Linked DNA regions of Homo sapiens: region 1 is linked to region 2. The links are chromatin loops, found by intact Hi-C in ENCODE. Cell type or tissue: CD14-positive monocyte. All regions are shown on one strand. Each heading gives the region's core, and the rest is flanking DNA. Links, peaks and the distances in the headings are about the cores only.

The links. A loop is a pair of places that touch in the nucleus more often than their neighbours do. Peaks named below come from ENCODE experiments on the same cell type or tissue, not always from the same donor. Only the 100,000 strongest peaks of a DNase experiment are listed, where the experiment ranks them.
Region 1: it touches region 2 in a loop (4-fold over the local background); 2 of 110 quality-filtered maps call a loop at or near these places.

Annotation. Positions count from the first base shown.
Region 1 is chr13:76,742,113-76,747,796 of GRCh38, forward strand. All of the region lies in intron 1 of LOC105370265 (a long non-coding RNA gene), which reads right to left. Among named protein-coding and RNA genes, the nearest start is that of KCTD12, 140 kb to the right of the region's middle. In CD14-positive monocyte, for the core only: no CTCF peak of the experiment used is centred there; DNase peaks (open chromatin) are centred at 3,329, 3,649, 3,909 and 5,299; H3K4me3 peaks cover 4,152 bases; H3K27ac peaks cover 4,583 bases.
Region 2 is chr13:76,794,494-76,801,049 of GRCh38, forward strand. The region is part of intron 1 of LOC105370265 (a long non-coding RNA gene); the gene reads right to left. Among named protein-coding and RNA genes, the nearest start is that of KCTD12, 89 kb to the right of the region's middle. RefSeq lists an enhancer at 3,746-3,865. In CD14-positive monocyte, for the core only: no CTCF peak of the experiment used is centred there; DNase peaks (open chromatin) are centred at 3,728 and 5,378; H3K27ac peaks cover 2,212 bases.

The DNA.
Region 1 (5,684 bases), core at 685-5,684, 52 kb before region 2:
ACTTCATTAATTCAGCCATGTGATCAGGGTATCCTTAGATGAGTGAAGAGTAAATATAAAAACACTTTATAGAACAGCATGCTAGCCGCAGTGTTCAGAGGCATGGATGTGGAAGGTTTTCAAAAGGAGCTGTCATAAAAGATGCCGTATATGCTGTTGCCAGTGCCTGAAACACAATGACTAAAGACATGGTTGTGCATGCCTAGCAAAGCCTCTGGCCTGCAACTATGTTTAGTGATGATGAACAAGGTGGTGACTTTGAAGGATGCTGAATGTCAAGTGAGAAAAAAAATGATGTCTGACCTCCTTACATATGCAAAATCATACCTTCAGTCTGCCAGTAAGATGGAAGTAGATATCAAAGAAGTTTTTTTTAACATCAATGAGACTCCACTTGTTCTATCTTGACTTGAAATAGCCAGAATGGTTCTCAATCAAGGTGATTGTGAAAATAGCGATAAGAAGATGACATGGTTAACACTGTAGAAAAAGTGCCTATAGAAAACATGGTGAAAATGGGTGATGGGCTTATTGAAGGACATGACGAATCCATAACAGAACAAGAAATCATGTCAATTTATAAAATCAGAGACTTCTAAGACAAAAACCATTTATTAATGAAGTAGGCAATTCTGGAAGGAACATTTTTAAAAGCCATCCAACAGAATGCTTCCTTATCCCTACAGGACCCACTACTTGGTCCCTCAACTGCTTTTGCTATTTCTTCTCACCTGAAAAAAAAATACAGTGGACAATAATCTTTTAATCAAAACATAGCACCACAGGTGGAAACTGAAAGCCTGCCATTGTTTGTTGTTGCTGTTGTTTATTCTGGTGATGGCACTGTGCTGCTTAGTTACCCTAAACACATTAATACACCTATATTAATGGTAGGTTATATTTTTCACTGGCAAATACTTATGTGTGCATAAGAAAATTATTGCTTATTGGTAGCATATAAAGTCAGGAATGATGGTGATGCCAGACAACAACAGACCGTCCACATGGGTGGCTGACATAGTGACACATTTGCTTTCTGATGGCTCAATGTAATCAAACTTTGTGTCATGCAAAATATTATTTAAAATGTGGTATAAAATATACCTTCAGCCTATGTGTATAAGATATATATGAAACATAAATACATTCCATGTTTATACTTGGGTCCTATCCTCAAGATATCTCATTATGTATAGGCAAATATTCCAAAATCTAGGATCCAAAACACTTCTGGTCTCAAGTATTTTGGATAATGGATACTCAATCTGTACAAACCACTCACCTGTCACCTATAAGACTTAAAAGCCAAAGGGACATGAGCTACCATAACCCACTGAAGCCTATACACAACCCACAGGGCATCATAGCCTGAGTGAACTAGGGACTTAAGGCTGCCCTGGAAGTGGCAGCTGCACTACAAATCCCCATAGCTGCCCACAGTTCCAGGTGAAGTTTCCTCCAGTAGCCCCAAGAACCCAAGCTGAAGTTTCCACACAGGATCCAGTAGGGTTCTGTATTAGTCATGGCTCTCCAGAAAGACAAAACCAATTGGATGTATGACATAGCTAGAGATTTCTTTTAAGGAACTGGCTGATGTGATTGTGAGGGCTGGCAAGTCCAAATTTTGTAGAGCAAGCTGGCAGGCTGGAAATTTTAGCAGGAGTCAATGTTGCAGCCTTGAGTCTGAAGATAGTCAAGAGGCAGAATTCCCTTCTCTTGGAGAGACCTTAGTCTTTTCTCTGAAGGCTTTCGATGGGTTGGATGAGACCCGTCCATATCGTGGAGGTAATCTGCTTTACTCAAAGTCTACTGATTTAAATGATAATCACATCTACAAAACACCTTTATAGAATGAATTAATGGCATATGCAGCAACCTGGATGGGATTGGAGACTATTATTCTAAGTGAAGTAACTCAGGAATGGAAAACCAAATATCATATGTTCTCACCCATAAGTGGGAGCTAAGCTATGAGGATGCAAAGGCATAAGAGTGACACAGTGGACTTTGGGGACTCAGGGGAAAGGGTGGGAAGGGGGTGAGGAATAAAAGACTACAAATCAGGTTCAGTGTACACTGCTTGGGCAATGGGTGCACTCAAATCTCACAAATCACCACTAAAGAACTTATTCATGTAACCAAATGCCACCTGTTTCCCCAAAAAAACTATGGAAACTTTAAAAAATAAATAAATAAAACTATCTTTATGGAAACATCTAGATTCATGTCTAATCAAGCAAACTAGGCACCATAGCCTAGCCAAGCTGACTCATAAAATTCCCCATTGTAGGTCCTAAGAAGCCTAAATTACCCCCACGATGCTCCAAATACTATCCCCTGTTCTCCAGGTAACCAGGCCTGGGAGCTGATTCATCCTCCATAAGTACAAAAATCACCTCCCATGGCTCCAGCCCAAACATCAGCGGAAAATCACAAAGCCCCAGATCTTCTGAGTAACCCCAGATCCCAAGGGCAGGTCTCTCCTCTCTAGAGCACAACACTCCATCTACACATGAATAGTGGGGTGCCCATCTACACCCTTGCATAGATCATAACAGAAGCCACTCACCTCACCACTGCCCCTAGAGAGAACGTTGAACTAAACTAACCATATGGTCATAAAATTCACATTCACTTCATCACACACATTTAGGCTGTGTGCCTTGAACATTCAAACAAGACACACTCACACATTCATAGATCACCCAGAGATCTCTAGATTGGTATCATTTTACTTAAAAGTTGGGCAATTTTGGCCGGGCATGGTGGCCTATGCCTGTAATCCCAGCACTTTGGGAGGCCCAGGCAGGTGGGTCACCTGAGGTTGGGAGTTCGAGACCAACCTGACCAACATGGAGAAACCCTGTCTCTACTAAAAATACAAAATTAGCCGGGTGTGGTGCTGCATGCCTGTAATCCCAGCTACCCGGGAGGCTGAGGCAGGAGAATTGCTTGAACCTGAGAGGTGGGGGTTGTGGTGAGCTGAGATCGCGCCATTGTACTTCAGCCTGGGCAACAAGAACGAAACTCCATCTCAAAAAAAAAAAAAAAAAAACTTGGGCAATTTTAGTACTTCAACATTTATACTTACTAGGAAATGTGTTTATTTAATCTCTAGGCTCACTCTTAGCTTCAGAAATAAAGCCTTCCTTTACTGTTTTTTGATAACAGAAATTATAGCTGTAAGAAAATACAGATATCAGAAGATACATTCCAGGCTCAGAAGCAATGTGAAATGGGTCCCTAAAACCACAAGTTAAGTCAGGAGGCAGAAAATACCAAAAATACAGCAAGAGGAGAAGCACAGAAAGCACTCACTTCCCTAAAATTTGCATCACTTATACACAGAGACTTCCTGAAGAGCTCTGGAGGCTAAGGGAGATGAATGTCATTCAGCCGGTTTAAAAACAACATACAAACAACAGCATCACCACAAGGGATTAAATTTTCCAAATACTTATTCATTTTCTAGCAAGACAATTGCATGCAACTATAACATCATAAAATGAGTTATTGCAGATCCCAGTAGCACTATAGAAATTAAATTAGTTCCTCTATTCTTAGTACAATTGATTATTCAAATTGTGACCGAGAGCTGCAGACAGTGCCCAAGGAATTTTGCATTAAACAGGGAAGTGGCCACCATTTCTGCTTCATGCTGGTCTGTTCCCTCCCCTAAGAGGGAAGCTGATCAGCAAGAACAAGCTGAATTTATATGCCTTGTTATCATCATTGGTAATTAGCATTTACTGAGCATCAAGGGTACACTAAGTTCCAAGCAGAACTTAATGCTGCCCAGTGGGTTGTTGGTCTAATTTCAGCCCCAGCACCTCAACAAAGACCAACCACCAAAAACCCAAAGCAAGAGGGTTCAGACTTGCCTTATCAGACCGAGAGTTGCTTGATTACACAACAGGAAAAAGAAGTGGCCAGAAAAGAACTTGAAAGAGGAAAGCAGATCTTTTGAAATGTGTCATTTCTTTCCTTCACCCATTGACCTCTTTTGTAGGACTTTTGCAAAGGAGGGGATCATTATTTACAGAAATGGTTCACAGCATGGTAGAGAAAAGACCCAAAAATTATTAAAGATTACTTGTTGAATAGAGGAGGTTTTGATTTCTGATGAAAGTAAAAGTTCTGGCCAGGCACGTTGGTTCACGCCTGTAATCCCAGCACTTTGGGAGGCTGAGGCAAGTGGATTGCTTGAAGCCAGGAGTTCGAGACCAGCCTGGCCAACATGGTGAAACCCCCTCTCTATACTTAAAAAAAAAAATACAAAAATTAGCCGGGCATGGTGGCACGGACCTGTAGTCCCAACTACTTGGGAGGCTGAGACAGGAGAATCACTTGTACCCAGGAGGCAGAGGTTGCAGTGAGCCGAGATCCCATCACTACACTCCAGCCTAGGTGACAGAGTGAGGCTCTGTCTCAAAGAAAAAAAAAAAAAAGTAAATAGTCTTCAACATTCAAGTTGTAGAGTGCAGAGTCCCTGATAAAACCAAAAACAGCAATAGCCCCATATTTCCATCACATTTCAAATGTAATCATTGCCACATATTAAATTTGAAATGTGAAGAAAATTTCCTTGTAACAAATGGAAAACCTAATTCCTGCATTACAGTTGGTCATTTTGGTCTGAGTCAAATTCCTGTTGTACTAGTCAGGTGACCTTAAACTTAAACACTTGTGTGTCTCAGTCTTCTCATCTCTAAAATAGGGATAGCAATGAAATCAACCTCAAAAGGTTGTTGTGAGGATTAAGTGAAATAACCCATATAAAACTGCTTGACATAGCTTAGCACATAATAGGTGTTCAATAAATGTTAATCGTAATTATAATGTGAGCTCTTTGCAAACTGTCAGGTATGACACAAATGCAGGTTATTACATTGCCCTTGTACAACATGAATCATTAAAAAATCAGATCATAACTACTTCCAAATACCTTTTTTTTTTTTTGGATAGAGAGTCTCGCTCTGTCGCCCGGGCTGGAATGCAGTGGTGCGATCTCAGCTCACTGCAACATCTGCCTCCTGGTTCAAGCGATTCTCCAGTCTCAGCCTCCCCAGTAGCTGGGATTACAGGTGTGTACCACCATGCCCAGCTAATTTTTCGTATTTTAGTAGAGACACAGTTTCACCATGTTGCCCAGGCTGGTCTCGAACTCCTGAGCTCAGGCAATCCACCCGTCTCGGCCTCCCAAAATGCTAGGATTACAGGCGTGAGCCACTGCACCCGGCCCAAATAACATTTTTTATGTAAGTAGACCCACATGACAAAACAAGGCACGTCATGGTGAGTTTCCTCTTGACTAGAGGAAGCTGAAGTGAACAGAAGATGCTCTTCAGAGCTGGGAGGAAGATGATGGAAGAGGTGCAGGTCTCAAAGACATGGAATCAACCCAGATGCCCATCAATGGAGGATGCTTTTGTCTTAATAAGGGACTCTACAACTTAAATGATGAAGAACTTACCTTCTATCCTCTTTTCCTCCTCTACTCACACACTGAAATGGAACTATGGTTAAGACTACGTGGATTCAAATGCTGCCTGACTTTGAGAAGTTTACCTCACCTCACTGTGCCTAATTTCCTCATCTGTAAAATGCAGACAATGGAAATGGTATATAGACACCATGAAATATATGCAGCCATAAAAAAGAATGAAATTGTGTCCTCTGCAGCA
Region 2 (6,556 bases), core at 760-5,759:
TTGGCTCTGGGGAGGGGAATAAATCTTTTTATTATTTATTGAGTGCTTGATATTCTAAGCACCTTACATGAGGTAACCAATTTAATTTCACAACACATGTAAAAGAAAGTACTATATCATCCCAATTTTAAAGAAGAGGAAACTAAAGAACAGAGAGCTTGTCAGCTTCATCTTCACAGGATCTGGGCTCTCCCTCCTAGTAGCAAAATGCAGCAGTTTTAGCCTTCACACCTTTATGTCTCTTTCCAGAGAAAAAGAAAGTCTTCTCTGGATTCACATTCTCATTAGCATGATTGTGTTACATGCTCTTGTCGTGCGGACAGGGAGGCTGGGATATGACTAGAACAAGCCAATCAGAGCCTACACCTAAGGGCATGTGGTGGCATCAACACCACCTAAGCTTCCTAGCTGAGAAGGGAGGGAAGTCAATCCCCCCCACCCCAAGGTGTTAGGAGAAGGGAAGTAATGGATACTGGGGAGGTGACCACCAAATATCTGCTCTAGAACTCATTAGCCAGAAACAAAGAAACTGAAAGTTTCTCTAACCATATAATTATAATTATATTCCAACTTGAAATTATAAATTCCTATTGGCATTATTTGTTCTGAAACAGTATGTCTTACATGCAGTAGCTTTTTAAAGAAAACCCAAATTTATAGTCTATCCTGTCTGCCCCCAAATCAAACTACAACAGGTTATCATACATGCTAGGCACTGTGAGCAATATAGATGGTCATTTTTGTCAGGAATGTTTATCATGCAGAACTAAGACTATCATTCTTTTTGATTGGAGGAAAACAGATTTCCAATGAGGAAATTCTTTCTATGTAGTCGTCTTTTATGTATTTGTTACTTCGCCCTTGAACTGTGGATTTGTTGCTTTGCTTACATGCAAGCAAAACACATGAGTGAAATGAAGAACTCTATGAGTCCTTACAACATACTCAGAATTATTCATCTGCTTTTATTCTAAATAGATAATTAGCTACCCAATTTAAAATATGTTCTCAAATGAAGATGCCACAGCATTCCCTGGGAACACACTTTAAAGTTTAATGACCTTCACTGGCAGCATGATGCTCATATTAGAACTAACATGGAACTCAATTTAATCCATGAAGATTTGTTAAGGTAGAGTGCCTGCTATGGGAACATCTTGATGCTCATGCCCATGTCTTGATAGAAGATATCCTCTACATTAGCCTTCACAAACAAGTAGACCACAGTTGGTTCTGTACCTGCTAATCAACATCTATGTAGGTATATGTATTTAAATAGCTGCACTAGGAAAAAATGGCATGCCAAAAAAGGTGTAAACTCTATCCTCAACCTTACCTCTCCAGAATACATGTTCTCATTTTGTTTTCCTAGTCCTTCATGGTTTCCATGGCTTTACTCTGAGCCTTCTGCTAGTTTTCCACAGCTATGATAAATCGATGTCTCAAAACTGAAATCCATAAATAGAAACAACCAGTGGACTCTAGAAAAATAGTGGTTTATCATGGGAAGCAGATTCCCAACCAGAAGATTTCACATTAAGCTGTGTTTGAATGGAAAAGAAAAATAAATATAAAACTGAAAGAGTCAACATAACAGATATCAACTCACAATCGGGAGAAACACTTCGTATCATTGTTACTAGGGATGACTAATCCAATAAATGTCTTAGCTAACACCAGCTGCCCATAATCTAAATATACCAGCAACCATTCCCAGGCCTACAATGTGCGTACATGCTATTGAGAAGTATCATTCTATCAAAGCCTAAGGAGCCTCAAAGCTCATTCAGGTCTGAGCCTGAACAAGCTGCAAAACATTTCAAACCTCTCCAAGGTGAATTAAAGCTCCAGAGAAGGCAAATTAGAGGGGTGACTGAGATCCTCTCATTTAATGCAAGAATCCCTCTACAACAGTACATATCCACTGATCCAGCAGCAGGGAGCTGGGCAAGGCTGCTCCAACAATGCTTGTCAAGTTTTAAATACTGGGAAGCCACTCCTCATACTAAGTCAAAACCTCCTCTCTGTCATTCCTACCAAAATATGCCTAACCTTTCTTGCAATGACAAGACTTCAACTACAGGAAGACAGCTATCATGTTGCCTACTCAGTCATGTCATCTACTGTCTTCCTCATAGGACATCCTACAGCCTGAATATGTTTTGCATCTTTCTCCTCGTCACTTTTGTGAAGTGATACAAAAATCTAGAATTTCCAAAAAACATACCTGCTTCCTTTTCCTACTATATTTCTTTTTGTGACAGGTGTTTATTCCACTTTGTAGTCTCTCAGAATTGAATAAGTGAACCAGTATACACAATAATAAACACTCACCCTGATTTTTTTTTTTTGTCATGAGTTACCATTTATACTGCTTTGTGTCTGTTTAAACTATGCTCAACTGATTTCCTCTACCCTTGAGTCTCCCTATATCCAATCTCCTCCATTCAATCATTCTTGCCCTGTGGATTAAGTTCAGGTAGCAAATGCCTCTCTATTCTACAACATCTAATTGATCCTGCCGGTGTGACATTTCAATCTCGGCTTCATCTGGAGAAGCAGCGTCATGTGAGATGGTAAAATACTATAGAGAAAAAAAAAAAACAGAAACAGGAAAAGCTTATTAACCTTTGAAACATGATAGTACATTCTGTGCTTCTCTTAACACCTGATCATTTTCTAAGCCCTACAACTTTCCATTTATTATGCCCTAGGTGACTAAGTGATGCTTTTACAAACAGAATGTGAGATGCTGTTTTGTTTTTGTGTAATTTTGTGGCAGTTTCACAAACTCGGAGAGATTGGAGTAATGATCAACTATGAAACACAAGACCTGAGTTCCAAACACCATGCTGCTCTGTCAGGACATTTCTATGTTGTTATGTAGATAGCTGATGCTAAAATGTAACTCCAAAAAGTGGAATCCTAACCTCCTCTGAAAAATCTGAGTTATAATCCCAGGTCAGAACAAAGTGTCCAACATAGAGCTAGCTTCTGCTATATATAGCACCTTCGCATCTCTTAACTCAGTTATACTTCAGAACGTCCTGCCAAGACCAGGAAAATGGGCTCCATTTCACCAATGAGGTCACTGAGGCTTGGAGACTTGTGACGTGATGAAGCTCACCTAAGTGCCAGATAGAGTTAAGATAAGAAATAAATCAACAATTGATTCAGTATACTACATTCTTCAGCGTTTGTCACAGCCCCTCATTTGTGAGGTCTAATATTACAAAAGTTAACTACTTTTTGTTTTGCTTCGGTTTTTGAGACAGGGACTGGCTCAGTCACACAGGCTAGAGTGCTGTGGCACAAACACAGCTCCTTGAAGCCTGAACCTCCCAGGCTCAGTGCCACCCCCACACACCTGTCCCCAGTAGCTGGGACTACAGGCACATGCAACCTTGCCTGTCTTTTTTTTTTTTTTTTTTTTTTTTTTTTGTGGTGGGTGGAGGGGGTAGAGATGGGATCTCCCTATGTTGTCCAGGCTGGTCTCCAACTCCTGGGCTCAATTGATCCTCCTGCCTTGGCCTCCCAAAGTGCTTGGATTACAGGTGTGAGCCACCATGCCTGGCCATAAAGTTAACTTCTGCTTTTACTTGCCTTAGATTTTGACAAGTGATATAAGCAGAAGAAACAGTGAGAGAGGAAGAAATTTCCTAAGATGGCTGCAAACATATGTCCTAAATGACACAGCACCAGGGCACTGCCCGGCAACCAACCTTCCTCATGGCCTCAGAGAACTGTGGTAGTGAGAGGCCATTATATGCTGCTGATGACACATGAACACCACAGGGTTCACTTAGCATCTGCTGGTGGCCACACCTCCTTCTTCTTCTTGCTGCAGAACCCTGACTCCAGATACTGTTTTAAGTGTGTGTACAGGACCCTCGAAATACTGGATCTTGAAATAATAACCAATTTTCCACTTTCTCTGGGTTGAGGTATAAAAACCTATTTTTAAAATGTTTGATGGGAAAAAGGGAGAAAATTTTTTCTTTCTTGTTTTTTGAAAGCATGGGGAAGTTTCCCGCTGAAATTTTTTTAGAAAAAAAGAAAGGGAAAAAAATGCATGGAGGTAGGGGGACAGTTTTGCTTCTGAAATTTTCCAGATATTTCTGAACCTTCATACCACTTACTCTGGGATTAATCACATGAATATCAAGAGCCTTTTTTAGGTAACTAAGCACAGAACAATTTTCTAATCTCTGCTTTGCCATTTTCTTTATAATTGTGGGCTAGTGACATATGTTCCTTCATCTATAAAATGGTGATAATATTAGCCTACTCCAGGGAGATTCTGTAAGAATAATAGAAGAAAAGCCTTTAAGCCCAGCTTTAGCAACCACCCCCATAGACAGAGGCTTCTAAGGGACTTGCGAGGAGTAAGAGGGAGCAGAGGGAGTGGGAACGTGGCAGAAAACGCAGAGAGAGAAGCCCTGCCCACTTTATCCAAGGTAAAACATCCTAGCTTATCTCTTTCTAACACAAGCTCTCTCCCATGATTAAGTCCACTTTCTGGTCCAGCAGTTTCTCCACCAGACCACATCCAGTTCCCAGAGAGCTATTATCCCTACATTAAAGTTCCTTGATTAAGATTTTGTTTGAAAAGTCCACATTTCTATTTATGCACTGCTGCTTTCAAAACTACACAGCAGGGCCAGGTGTGATGGCTCACACCTGTAATCCCAGCACTTTGGGAGGCTGAGGCGGGTGGATCACCTGAGGTCAGGAGTTCGAGACCAGCCTGACCAACATGGTGAAACCCCATCTCTACTAAAAAATACAAAAATTAGTCGGGCATGGTGGCAGGTGCCTATAATTATCCCAGCTACTCGGGAGGCTGAGGCAGGAGAATCACTTGAACCCAGGAGGCAAAGGTTGCAGTGAGCTGAGATCACACGACTGCACTCCAGCCTTGGCAAAAGAACAAAACTCCATCTCAAAAAAAAAAAAATGCCAGGTGCGGTGGCTCACACCGTTAATCCCAGCACTTTGGGAGGCCGAGGAGGGTGGATCACCTGAGGTCAGGAGTTTGAGACCAGCCTGACCAACATGCTGAAACCCCGTCTTTACTAAAAATACAAAAATTAGCCAGGCATGGTAGCACATGCCTGTAATTCCAGCTACTTGGAAGGCTGAGGCAGGAGAATCACTTGAACCCGGGAGGCAGAGGTTGCAGTGAGCAGAGATTGCTCCACTGCACTCCAGGCTGGGCAACAAGAGTGAAACTCCTTCTCAAAAAAACAAACAAAAAGACTACACAACGTATGTTAATGCTATGGCTAAAGATTCAGTCATTAAGAAAATTACAGTAATGTGGAGTCTGTTGACTTTTCACCTTGGAGACCAAACACATTACTATTCACTTCCTGCTTTAGTTGTTAAATGATTGGCAAGCTCATAAAGCCCCGTATCACTAAGACAACAGCTGAGAGTAGACCATCTTGTGATTCTTACATACACAGTCAGCCTTGGAGGTGATAAAGTAATATTCACCATTGGACAACTGAGGAAAACAGAGACTAACTTCAGCTGAACACTATCGTGAGAGAATTGTAAAAAATAAAATAAAATAAAGCCACAACTTCATTGAATTTAAGAGGAAATTACACAAAGTAAACTTCTTTTTGCTTATCCACTTAAATAATATTTAACGCTACTAGTAGCTTTGAAATGTCCACTCTTATACTAAAAGCAAACGTAGTTCACAGAGAATGTATATCAGTAATAACAGATCAAGCCACTAACAAAAAAAATCAAAATTCAAAACATAGAAACATAAGAGGGTTTTTTTAATCATAAACATCAGTGTTTGTTAAATTACTAGGACATATTTAACAATACTCACTTCTTGAAAAAAAAAAAAGGCAGGCCTCTTAAGTGTACTTGTATATCGACTTAAAATGTGATGATCCCACTTTTTAATTAAATAAAAATAAAAACCAAATTCTATGGAATTTGGGTTTTTTTGCTGTTTTGTTTTTTTGTTTTCGAGACAGAGTTCCACTCTTTTGCCCCAGCTGGCGTGCAGTGGCACGATCCTGGCTCACTGCAGCCTCGACCTCCTCAGGCTCAGGTGATCCTCCCACATCAGCCTCCCAAGTAGCTAGGACTACAGGCGCAGGCCACCACACCTGACTAATTTTTGTATTTTTTTTGTAGAGACAGGGTTTTGCCATGTTGTCCAGGCTGGTCTTGAATTTCTGGGCTCAAGCGATCCTCCTTCCTGGGCCTCCCAAAGTACTGGGATTACAGACATGAGCCCCCACGCCCAGCCTATTTCTATTGAATTTGATCAAAATGTTTATCCATAAATATAACTAAATAACAACTTACTCCTTCTCTAAACAAAATTAAGACAAAAGATATACTCATCAAGCATAAAACCTGACAGTTTTTAGTTTAGATTACAAATTCATTCCCCTTTTCCTTTCCAACTTCCTGTTTTGTATCATAAGCCAGCCCCCTCTACACTTGAGATCCCTTCCCTGAATATGTCCAAAGACCAGTGATCCTGCTGTAATTTTTTTCCAAAGTTATTTTTAATTAAGTT